Regions from separate parts of the Homo sapiens genome. Here region 1 is linked to region 2. The links are chromatin loops, found by intact Hi-C in ENCODE. Cell type or tissue: heart left ventricle. All regions are shown on one strand. Links, peaks and the distances in the headings refer to the core of each region. The heading gives the core; the rest is flanking DNA.

Region 1 (5,379 bases), core at 68-5,067, 210 kb before region 2:
TTATGAGTCCCACTTGGGGAAAATGCCTCCCTTGGGCTTGATTATTATGAGTAACAGCTTTGTGGAAAGCCATTTTGTAGTTTTTGAATAAATTCCTCCATCAAAAAGGCTAGCACCTGGCCTCAAGAAATAGAAATGGGACAGAGGAAATGAAAATCCAAGCCTGATAGGCTTGGATCAGGGTGTGCTGCTGTGGAGTCCCTGCCAGCGTGCACCGCAGTTCCATTATAACAGAAAAATGCAGGTGGTGCTCCAGGCTATTGAGGCTGAGGGGCACCCCTGGAATGAGGCTGCACATCTCACTGTGAAATCATGAGGGGCTGGAGGGCTCACAGTGTTTGATGCAAGGAGGCAGGGATGTGTGCTCCTGTTAGAAACAAACGCTTAATTGATGCTCTTCTCTGTTTATAAAAACATATTCTTTTTAAGTGAGAAAGCAGAAAACGAATATTGGGTGGACGGAAACGAAGTCTTCAGTGACTGACGCTTGTAAGTGGAGTGGGCTGAGAAACCCTTTTCTAGGGGGGCCCCCACCCTCCCTCTCTGGCTCTTCCCTCCCTCTGTCTGGGAAATAAAACCCAGAGCTCAAGGCCTCAAGTTTACTTGGGTATCTGGTTTCAAGGGTTTTTTTTTAGGACTTTAGCAGGTGAAGAGACAGTCTGTGATTTCCACTAAACAACTGCAAATGCATGACTTAGGCTCTCTGCTGTGAGGACTGAGGACAGCCTGGACTTTGGGGAGGTTCCTCTGTGGTTCATGGCTGATGCTCTCCCTTCTTTTGGACACACCTTCTATTACGCTCCACAGTCTACCTGTCCCAAAAATGAGGAAGTGGAAAAATGAAATCTGCAGACAATAACTAGAATTCAGTAGTGTGCCTGTTCTCCCATCCTCTGTAACACCCCACCATAACCATCCTGGCCTCAGGAAAGCCCTTCGATATAAGGAGGAAGGAAGAGAGGGAGTGATGGAGAAAGAGGTCAAGGAAGCTGAAGGCAGAGGCGGGAAAGAAAGACATGCTAATGATGCCCACGTTGCACGGCTGTTCTGAGGTTTAGAATGAGACAATCTATATGAGGAACTCAGCACATGGCCTGGCCCGTTGATATGTGTATATGTGGAAAAACAGTCATGCCTTTGACATCTGTGACTTACCTACCCAGCAAGCAGGATGAGCGTGGGACTCAGAGGGGAGGCAGGCAGTGGCAGCAGTAGCAGCAGCCCAGGAGAGGTTGAGGCAGAGGGGCGAGGGGACAGGGATGGCATTAGGGGACAGGAGAACCGTTGTGTCTGTGGTGGTCACCAGAGTGCACATCTGATATTCACAAATAGAAACTTTGAATCTGGAGGGTTTTCTCTTGTCTCCTTGCCGGCTGGATCATTTAAAGACAGTTTAAGTCGTCGGCCCAAAGTTGCAAGCAAAAGAGTAACGATGCCCATGTCCACGAGCACCGCTTCTCAGCTGAGCGTTACAAAGGGAAGAAAGAAATTTGGTCTCTCTAAACATCTAGCTCTAGTGAACAGCTGGTCTAGTTTTTCTGCAACATGGCCTAATCACATACCAGATAGGAATAACAAACAAAGACTGAAAGACAAAAGTTTACGTTTTCATTCATTGCTAGGGAGGAATTAAAACAACCCCACAACCGATGAAGTCAGAATAGTCAATGAGGACTTTGAATCCCAGAGGTTAACACTTCCTCCTCTCCGTCTGGCAAAACGCTGCAGTGCTGACTTCAGAACAGAACCCAGCTAGATGCTCAGTTTTCTAAATCACAGCACCGACACTTCTCACTGGGAGAAAACAGAACCACCCCAAATGCTTGCAAGTCATACCCTATCTCCATTTAATCTAGGCAGAACTTCTGTCACGGAGACACAGTCAATGAACACTGTAAAATCCTTCAGAATCTGTCCGGATGAGGTGGATACAACACTAAGTAAAACATAAATCGGGGCAGTGACAATGAATTGATGGGGTAAACCTAGACTGTGCTGAAAGCAGGACCCCTCCTGAATAAATTCACAATATCTGGCTCCTCCAGCAGGGATTCTCCTGGTTCCTCATTTTAACTGTAGATCAGCATATTCTTTCAGACAACTCATTCTAGGAAGGCGGGCCTGGCAGGCAGGCCAACCTGTCGGGTTGTTCGCGCCTCATTCTGCAAGGCCAGTGATAAGCGTGTCTCCTTTCTAAAAGAGCTGCCCAGAAACAATGACAGCAGGAGAGCCAGGCCCACACAGAAAGCAGCAGATTCCTTGACTGCTAAGCGGGTTTTAAACACTAATAATCTGAAGAGAGATGGAGGAGACACGAGGGAAAACCTCAAGTCGCCAGGAAGGAAATGATTTCAAATATATTCATACAGGGTGGGGGAACTGACCCAGTTTATTAGGAGATTTCAAAAAATTCCTTTTGTAGTAAAGGAATGATTTCAAATTTGTCTTCCTTTTCAATTTGCCTTTCCAGTAAGAAAATAATAAACAGAATGAAATCAAACTCTTGAAACTTTAAGTCATTCAGAGCTACAAAGGCAACTTTGTTCACCTAGCAACCATGCCAAAGAAGAAAATCATCTTTTTTTTTAACCCCAAAATGCTGTTTCTTCTGTTCTAATAGGCAGTTAGCCCTCCTGAAATTTCCCTTAACTAGCTGCACTGGGGAATGAGTGCAGGTTCCAAGCCACCCCTTGCTGAAGGGCAGAAAAGCACTGAGTGCTGTATTTGGAGGCAACCTCGCAGGATAGGCCTGGCAGTACCAATGTGAATTAAACACGGGGGCACCGTGTTTTTGGGCATCTGCCCAAAAATCTCAGCCCCATCCTGAGTGCTGACTTGGGAGTTAAGAACATTCTTGTTTCTGTGGGGCACAATTACGTCTGTAGTAGCTCCAAAGCCTACTTGTATATCAAATCACTTAGGAAACTGATTAAACAATATAAGTCCTTGGGTCCCGGGAGGTGGAGGTTGCAGTGAGCCCAGATCACACCACTGCACTCCAGCCTGGGCAACAGAGTGAGACTCTTTCTCAAAAAAAGAAAAAAAAGTCCTTGGGTCCCACCCCAGGCCCATGGAATTCGAATGTGTGGGTAGGACATGGGAATGTGTAGTTAACTAGCTTGCAGGGGAGGAGGGGAGTCTGCTCCAGGTTTGCCCTGGCTCTGGCTTGTGAGAGGCGCCATGCTAGGTAGCACACCCATGCACTGCCTGCCTCTCCTAGCCCACCTGCAACTCCCATTTTGCCTTCACTCTCCTTTCTTAAAAAACAGAGTGGAGGGCATGGTTTCCTCACAAGCCAGCTATTACCCGGCAGGTTCTGGGGGAGCCTTCCTGAGCCCTTTTCCATTTGCACATGATCCTGGATTTGTCAAATGGCAAATTGTCATCTTAGAAATCATCTAGGGGACTGGGAGGCACATTTCCAGCAGTTAGGAAAAAAGAAAGGTGAGTATCAACTACCAGTCCAAGGAAAGAAGGCATCAAAAAGCTCGTCCAATCATGGAACCTCCAAGGCCTCTGTAAAAGCCAACAGGGTTAGGCCAGGGAGGATGGACCCAGACAGGGCATCTCACTCTCATCCCTCCTCCCTTCTCTCCCACTCACGGTGATCTGCTGGCCCCATGGTGACGAGTTGGGCCTGTCCACGTGTCTGGCTCATGGAAAGGCAGGGATGTGGCTCAGTATTGAACCCCAGTCCCACTACTCGTGCCTGCAGCAGGCCACCAGACCCTTGACTGAATTAGGATCTCTTCTGTCCAGACTGTATGGCCCAGACTCCAAATCCATGTTCCCCAGAACCTTTGTTCATTCAGTACAAAAAAACAAATTGGGCCATGCAATAAACAGGTCATCAAGCAGAGCTCTGAGGACCCAAAGAGGACTCAGTTGTGGCTTCTCTGTTTAGGGAACTGCCATAGAGTGAAGTAGGAAAGTTTGCAGAGCAAGGGGAGAGGAATGCTGGGCATGGCCCCGGGCTGTCAGCTGGTGAGGAAGAGCTGTTGAGACTGAGGTTGGAAGAGAAGCTGCGGGCATGTGGAAGGGAGAGGAGAGTCCCTGCAGGAGGAGCAAGCAGTGTGCAAGCATGTGGGGCAGGGAGCACAGGTAGTGTGTGCACAGTGTGTACACAAAACAGTGAGAGATGGGGGGGGAGTGGGAAACACAGCCAGTGGCAATACTGGAGGTCTCTGGGTAGCAGATGAAAGAGTCTAGCCTAATTCTTTCTTTTTCTTTCTTTTTTTTTTTTTTTTTTTTGAGACAGAGTCTCGCTCTGTTGCCCAGGCTGGAGTGCAGTGGTGCGATCTTGGCTCACTGCAACTTCCGCCTCCCTGGTTCAAGTGATTCTCCTGCCTCAGCCTCCCGAATAGCTGGGATTACAGGCTTGTGCCACCACATCCAGTTAATTTTGTATTTTTAGTAGAGATGGGGTTTCTCCATGTTGGTCAGGCTGGTCTTGAACTCCCGACCTCAAGTGATCTGCCTGCCTCGGTCTCCCAAAGTGCTGGGATTACAGGCTTGAGCCACTGCGCCGGGATGAGTCTAGCCTAATTCTTGAGGCAACAGGAAGATGTCAACTCCAGGGCTTATCTACGTGGCTGTCTAGACCCACACTGCTGGTCCTCACTGCCCCCTTCCAGCCACTTGCTTCACGGGCCTGTGAGTCCTCTTGCTCAGTCAGCCCCTGGATCTAGCTGTTCCTGCAACCACCCTGTCCTGCCTCCTGAAAACTAAAGGAAATACTCAAGGGACACTCTCCTTGTTGAGGGAGATAACAGAGATGGCTAGTTACCATTTATCATCTGTTTTCTCCTTCTTCTGTGAACACACGATTTCATTCTGGGCTCATGGCTGCCCAAAGTACACTTTCCAGACCCTCTTCCAGGTGGCATGTGACAATGTTCCGGCTGATGGGATACAACAGGAGGATATTGTGGCAGCTTCCTAGAACCTCATTAACAGACTGCTGATGCATGCCCTTGGTCTTCATTTTCTGTGTCCTTTCCTCTATCCCTTTAAGCCTGTAACTTAAATTGTGGAACTCAAATTTTGGAAGCTACCATACCAACCATCATCAAAGTCCAAGAGAAATAAGCTTCTAACATGCATGCCACTCTTATTTCATGGCTCACTGCCAAATCTAACACAACTGGTATATTGAATTTGCTTAGAGTCTAGAAAGAGAAGATAGGCATAACTCCCTGGTATGCTTCCCAAATCTTCCCCCATTTACATTAGGTTGGACAAAACATGTATAGTTTTGTATGAAATTTGAATATAATGTTTTGCATCTCCAGCACACACAAAGACGGTGAGCACAAACGGCTAAATCTGTTGTAAACATGCTGCCACAGAAAAGGGTTTTGCAAACATTTTGTGTAGCAA
Region 2 (5,379 bases), core at 222-5,221:
TTAGTAAATGCCAATATTCTTATGAGTTCTTGTTAATGTTTTAATGATAGTAAATTGTGATGTAAATGCTACCTTTATATCTACCTAGAATAACAGTCAGCCAGGCCTAGCACTGTGCTTATCTTTGCAATTCTCACCAATTCTCATCAGTTTAGGACCAATGCAATGCTTGACCGTCATGCTATCCATAATGATAATAATAATAATAATGCCACTATCATAGACTTGCATAGAGCTTTAGAGTTTACAAAACACTTTCACATACAATACTATCTCATTTTTTAATGTAAGACAAGCTGAATGAGTTGGAGACCATATCCAGGTGAGAGTAAATGGAAGCGGAAAATGCTGTATTCCTACAGATCCTATGCTGCCCTTGGGTAGACTGCACCTGCCTCTCAACCAGCAGTGTAATAAGCAAAATGTTTCAAGGTGATTGCCCAGGTACTGGCCCATAACATATTGGGACAATGTAAGATTTTAAAAACCATGGTAATGAGTCTACAGAATATACTCTGTGGGGTTAGAAGCACATGATGGATAAACTTAGTGACAGAGAAGTACCAGTTTATAACATGGATTCATGCAACATTTTTAATTGGTAATATTCAAAACCCCTGAATGCCAATCTTGAGTTCAAACAACAGGTTTTCACCAATTCCAACCATGCCCCAAGCTCTGCCCTTCCCTTTGTGCTTGAGAGCTAAACTCTACAGCTATGACAATGAAAAATAACCTCCTCTTCTCCTGTGTGTGTGTGTGTGTGTGTGTGTGTGTGTGTGTGTGTGTGTGTATTTTAAGTGACCAGCCCTTTATAAAAGTGACAGCCCTTTCTGGGAGCTCCCCTTTCAGGGACACTTCATTCCCTACACACACACTGTATTTGTACCAGGGAGGAATTTCAGACAAGTCTTCCTCTGGCCTTGGCTCACCTCCTGACCACCCGCCCATTAGAGCCTGCAGAATTCCATCCTTTACTAGAAAGAGCTTGCAGAACATTGCGGGGGAAGCACTCCCAGAGCTCGTGTGCTGCACTTGAAGGAGAGAGGCAGGGAGGATGGGGGAAGGAGGGGATTAAAGTCTTGTCTTCCGAGCCTTATCTCCTGCTTGCTTTTGCTAGTCTCTTCTGAGAAATAGCTCCCCTGTGCCTCCAGGCTCCAGTAACACTGAGCACACCTGCTTTCAGCCTCACCTCCAGGCCCCTTTGGCCAGGTCGTTTCTCTGTCTAGATAGTCTTATCTCCTTTTATTTGGTTAACTCCAACTCATCCTCCACATTTCAGCTGAGGTGTCACCTTGCTGAGGAAGCCTCTCTGATCCCCTATTTCCTGGCCTGGAGCTTTTCCTGTGTCCCACACCACCAGAGCCTATTCTAATCAGAATTTCTGTTGTATAGAGTTGAATTGGTTGACTGGCTGTTAAACTTCTTGTAGGCAGGGACTGAGTCTTTTCACCATTGTATACCCAGCTTCTAGCACAAAACTGCAGGCATAGCCAGCCTACAGCAAATATTTGTTGGATAATGACAAGAAAACCTATTTAATTTTTATTTTGTGGCTGAAACGTAATTTAATTTCCTGGTGATATCAATTATATTTAGAAATCAAATAGTAGAACTACATTATTTTCCCAGTATGAGACTTTGTAAATATTTTCTTAGGGTCTAAACATGAGCCTGGTTAGCAATCTTCGTTTTTCCTCCTCCATACCCATATATATTAGAATATAGAACTTTAAAATTTTTTACTTAAAGTTTAAATGGTTGAAGCAATGAATTTGGTTAAGTGTCTAACAATAAAACGCTACAGATGAGTTGAGTTTTTATGCATCATCGTGACATTTATAGGATTACAAATGTAAAATAAGGAATGGCAGGACTATTTCTGATTTATTCTTGCAGTATTTACTTATTTTCAAGTTTCTGCTCTAACGGGGATATTTTTGAGATATTAAATCAATGGATGTATACATTTGATAATCTAAAGTTTCTAGTTTCCTCTAGCTCTTCTACTCATGAAATCAATGGCATTCACATCTTCCCAAGCTATCCTGATACTTTCATGGAACCTTCTTGAAGGTTCAACACTAATGTTCTGGAGGGTGGTAGGGAGTTAGCACTTCCGGGCTTATCTCAGGGGAAAATGCAAGTCCCTCAGGAAAGCCCGTATTCCACAGGGCCCCCACATACTAGGGCTGTGGTGAGAACTACATACTGGCAGCTGGGGGTGGGGCTGGGCAGAGCTCACAGACCTTGTACGGGCTGACAGTGTGTGCAGAACACAGCTAGGGCAAATGGCAGGGTCTCCGGTGGTCAGTGAGTGGCAGATCCAGCACCTCACCCAAACCAGGCAGGTACAACACACAGTACACCCGGTGACTGGACTAAGGGGATGCTCCCCTCCTCAGAAGTGCCCCTCTCAGGTCCACTTCCACCCACAGGTTTAGGAATCCTATCCCTAACACACAGAGGCCCTGGAAAGGAGGAGGAGGAGAGCCTGAATACATGAAAGGGAAGAGAATAAACAGTCCCAAAAGACTGATTCTTTGAATAAATTAAACACTTGTTCACACACAAACTCCAAGACTGAAAGGGCTGAGTTACCCTAATTAGCACTTTTTTTGTTTGTTTTGAGAGAGGATCTCACTCTGCCCCAGGCTAGAGTGCAGTGGTACAGTCATAGCTCACTGCAGCCTTGAACTCCTGGGCTCAAACCGTCTCCCCACTTCAGCTTCCCAAAGTGTTGGGATTACAGGTGTAAGCCACTGTATCTGGCAACTGGCACTTTTAAGTTAAGTCATCCCTACACTCCCCACATCAACAGGTATAAGAGCTCAGAGCAATATGTGGTCAGCTAAAAGGTAACTCAACATTTTCTTTGCACAGCTGGGTAATGGTGTATAAATTTCAACCCAATGTATTTTGTGTTTGTTTGTTTGTTTGTTTGAGACAGAGTCTCGCTCTGTTGCCCAGGTTGGAGTGCAGTGGCACGACCTTGGCTGATTGCAACCTCCGCCTCCTGAGTTCAAGCAATTCTCGTGCCTCAGCCTCCCAAGTAGCTGGGACTACAGGCACGTGCCACCATGCCAGGCTAATGTTTCTATTTTTAGTAGAGATGGGGTCTTGCCATGTTGTCCAGGCTGGTCTTGAACCCCTGACCTCAGGTGATCCATCCACCTTGGCCTCCCAAAGTGCTGGGATTACAGGCGTGAGCCACTGCAGCCAGCCACGTTGTATTGTTGAGCATCCTTTGGAAAAATGTGGCAAAGCAATCATAAAAAAAAATATATATATATATATATATATATATATAATTATATTATTTTTTCAAAGATGAGCTTTTCTAGAATGAACTGAAACATTTCCAGGAAAAAGGTAAACAGAAATAAAGAAACTTGACACTCACATGACATCATACCATCTACAATCCTCTTCTCTCCATCTGTACCAATGGAAACCAATCTTTCTTCAGGGCCTAACCGAAGTATTTCTTCTTCTAAGAAGCCTTCCCCATTACCCCTCCTCCAAAATGCCCAAAATTGAATCTGCAGCTCTAACTTCATGTCTGCGTGTTTCACTAACCTCCCATGTTATCTCTGGCTTTGAATCCTTGGCTCTGCCTCCCAAGAGTCTCATTAAAGGTCGACTGGATAAATGAATGAACATTAATAAGTTATCTCTTAGTAAAATAATGAAAGGCTTCACATTTTTAGACCTCTTGATGATAATGTTACTTGCCCCAAGAATAAAGTCTCCCTTTATGTCAAACATTTAAGAATCTTTGAATATTTAATATACAAGGCAATAATACATTAAAAAAAAAAAGATACTTTCCAAACCATGGGAGAAAAAGGCAACCTAATCCAGTGAGCTCTTGTGAGACTTATGCATCCTGGCAACCAAAAATCAATGTGCATGAATTTCTAATGCATTTGAAAAGCAACAGAGACAGTGGCAATCCTGTTAATATCAACCCAAGGTTAGCTGCTATCTATCTGATTTCCTTTCACATTCAGTCAGTAGACTGCCTTGCAGTGATATATCAACAACCCGTGATGCAAAATTCAGGGAAAGAGCTGACTAATCCTGTCAAGTAATCCAACCTGGAAAAAGGTTTTAAGATCCCCTGTTTCCAGAACATCCACAAACAGCAATTCTGGAATGTACGTACCCGTGGGGTTTCCGACTGGGTCCTGCGAGCCACCATCAGTAACAGCTGTTGCTGAAGGGCACTGACGGCAGGGTCCCCAGAAGACGGATCTTGACTCTCAGAAGTTGTGGTACTGGAGGAGCTGACCTGCATCTCTCTGAGGATGGGCAAAACAAAAGCTTTGGTTACCTGGTAATACCAGAAGTCATCTATTTATTATACACAAACACAAGGACAATAGGAATGCCCAAAGCAGGTAGTGGATGAGACTTTACAACCTTACATAAACAGTTAAGAGTTTAAAATTATGTATACAAGGCTACCTTCAGGTAGAAGGTCAATTACCCTGCATACATTGAAATTACTCAGGCTACCCAGGGTTGCAGTGTGTCATAGGGCAGGTAGGTAGATGCCTGGTGTTCTACAGATGACAACCTTAATTTTTTTAAATATTTAATGCCTGGGGAGGCCTTAGCAACAAGTTCTAGCCTCATATTTTGTAAAAACAAATAGTGGGCTTGATAATTCTCCAGACACCAACCAGGAAGAAACAGAGATGAACACCTCTGCTACCTAGCTGCATCTCCTCTCCACCACACCCCAAAGCAAGGTAAGTACTTATTAGACAAAAGAAATGTCTTGGGTAATTGATCAAGAGGACATGATGGAATTAGTTGTGATCTATATCTAAAATAGTTTTATCTTTAACCACACACAGATTGACAAGACTTAAATTAATAGTAAGCAATCTCATTTTTACAAAGGAAAAAATCCTGGCATTTTTTTCCTTTGCCTCAGAAAGCAAAAACTAGGACATACTTCTCTATCTGATTTTCTAGTAGGGTATCTATAACTTTTAGGAGACAATGTTGGCTGCCTACTCAACAGGCATTTCTCACAGAATGTCTCCTAACATAACTCCATTTTATTAAGTCATCCAAGACTGTTGCTTTGGAAGAGACATGAGGTCCTTCCCTAGCCCCAGGGAAAAATCCTGGTCTTTAAGCCATTCACCCTGGCCAGAGCTTGGCTTTGGAATGAGAAAGAAACACAACTCTAAGAGGTCACTGGGGAGCAAAGAAGAGTTGGCTGGGATTAAGAGAGCTCTCGGACAAATTTTTCTATAGTTCTTAAGTAGTAACAAAAGTAAAAGACAGTCTTTCTCCAGGCCTTTACATGATTCGTGAATAATAAATACTGCTATCGTGATGGACAAACTTGAGTACTGGAGA

The links. A loop is a pair of places that touch in the nucleus more often than their neighbours do. Peaks named below come from ENCODE experiments on the same cell type or tissue, not always from the same donor. Only the 100,000 strongest peaks of a DNase experiment are listed, where the experiment ranks them.
Region 1: a loop joins it to region 2, with 2.1 times the contacts of the local background. A loop is called at or near these places in 8 of 110 quality-filtered maps.

Annotation. Positions count from the first base shown.
Region 1 is chr1:233,018,465-233,023,843 of GRCh38, forward strand. The region is part of intron 26 of PCNX2 (pecanex 2); the gene reads right to left. Among named protein-coding and RNA genes, the nearest start is that of NTPCR, 71 kb to the left of the region's middle. In heart left ventricle, for the core only: no CTCF peak of the experiment used is centred there; a DNase peak (open chromatin) is centred at 2,136.
Region 2 is chr1:233,232,677-233,238,055 of GRCh38, forward strand. PCNX2 (pecanex 2) reads right to left here. Exons shown (of 34, transcript NM_014801.4): 9 at 4,169-4,304. Among named protein-coding and RNA genes, the nearest start is that of PCNX2, 60 kb to the right of the region's middle. RefSeq lists enhancers at 1,783-2,306, 2,307-2,828. In heart left ventricle, for the core only: no CTCF peak of the experiment used is centred there; no DNase peak of the experiment used is centred there.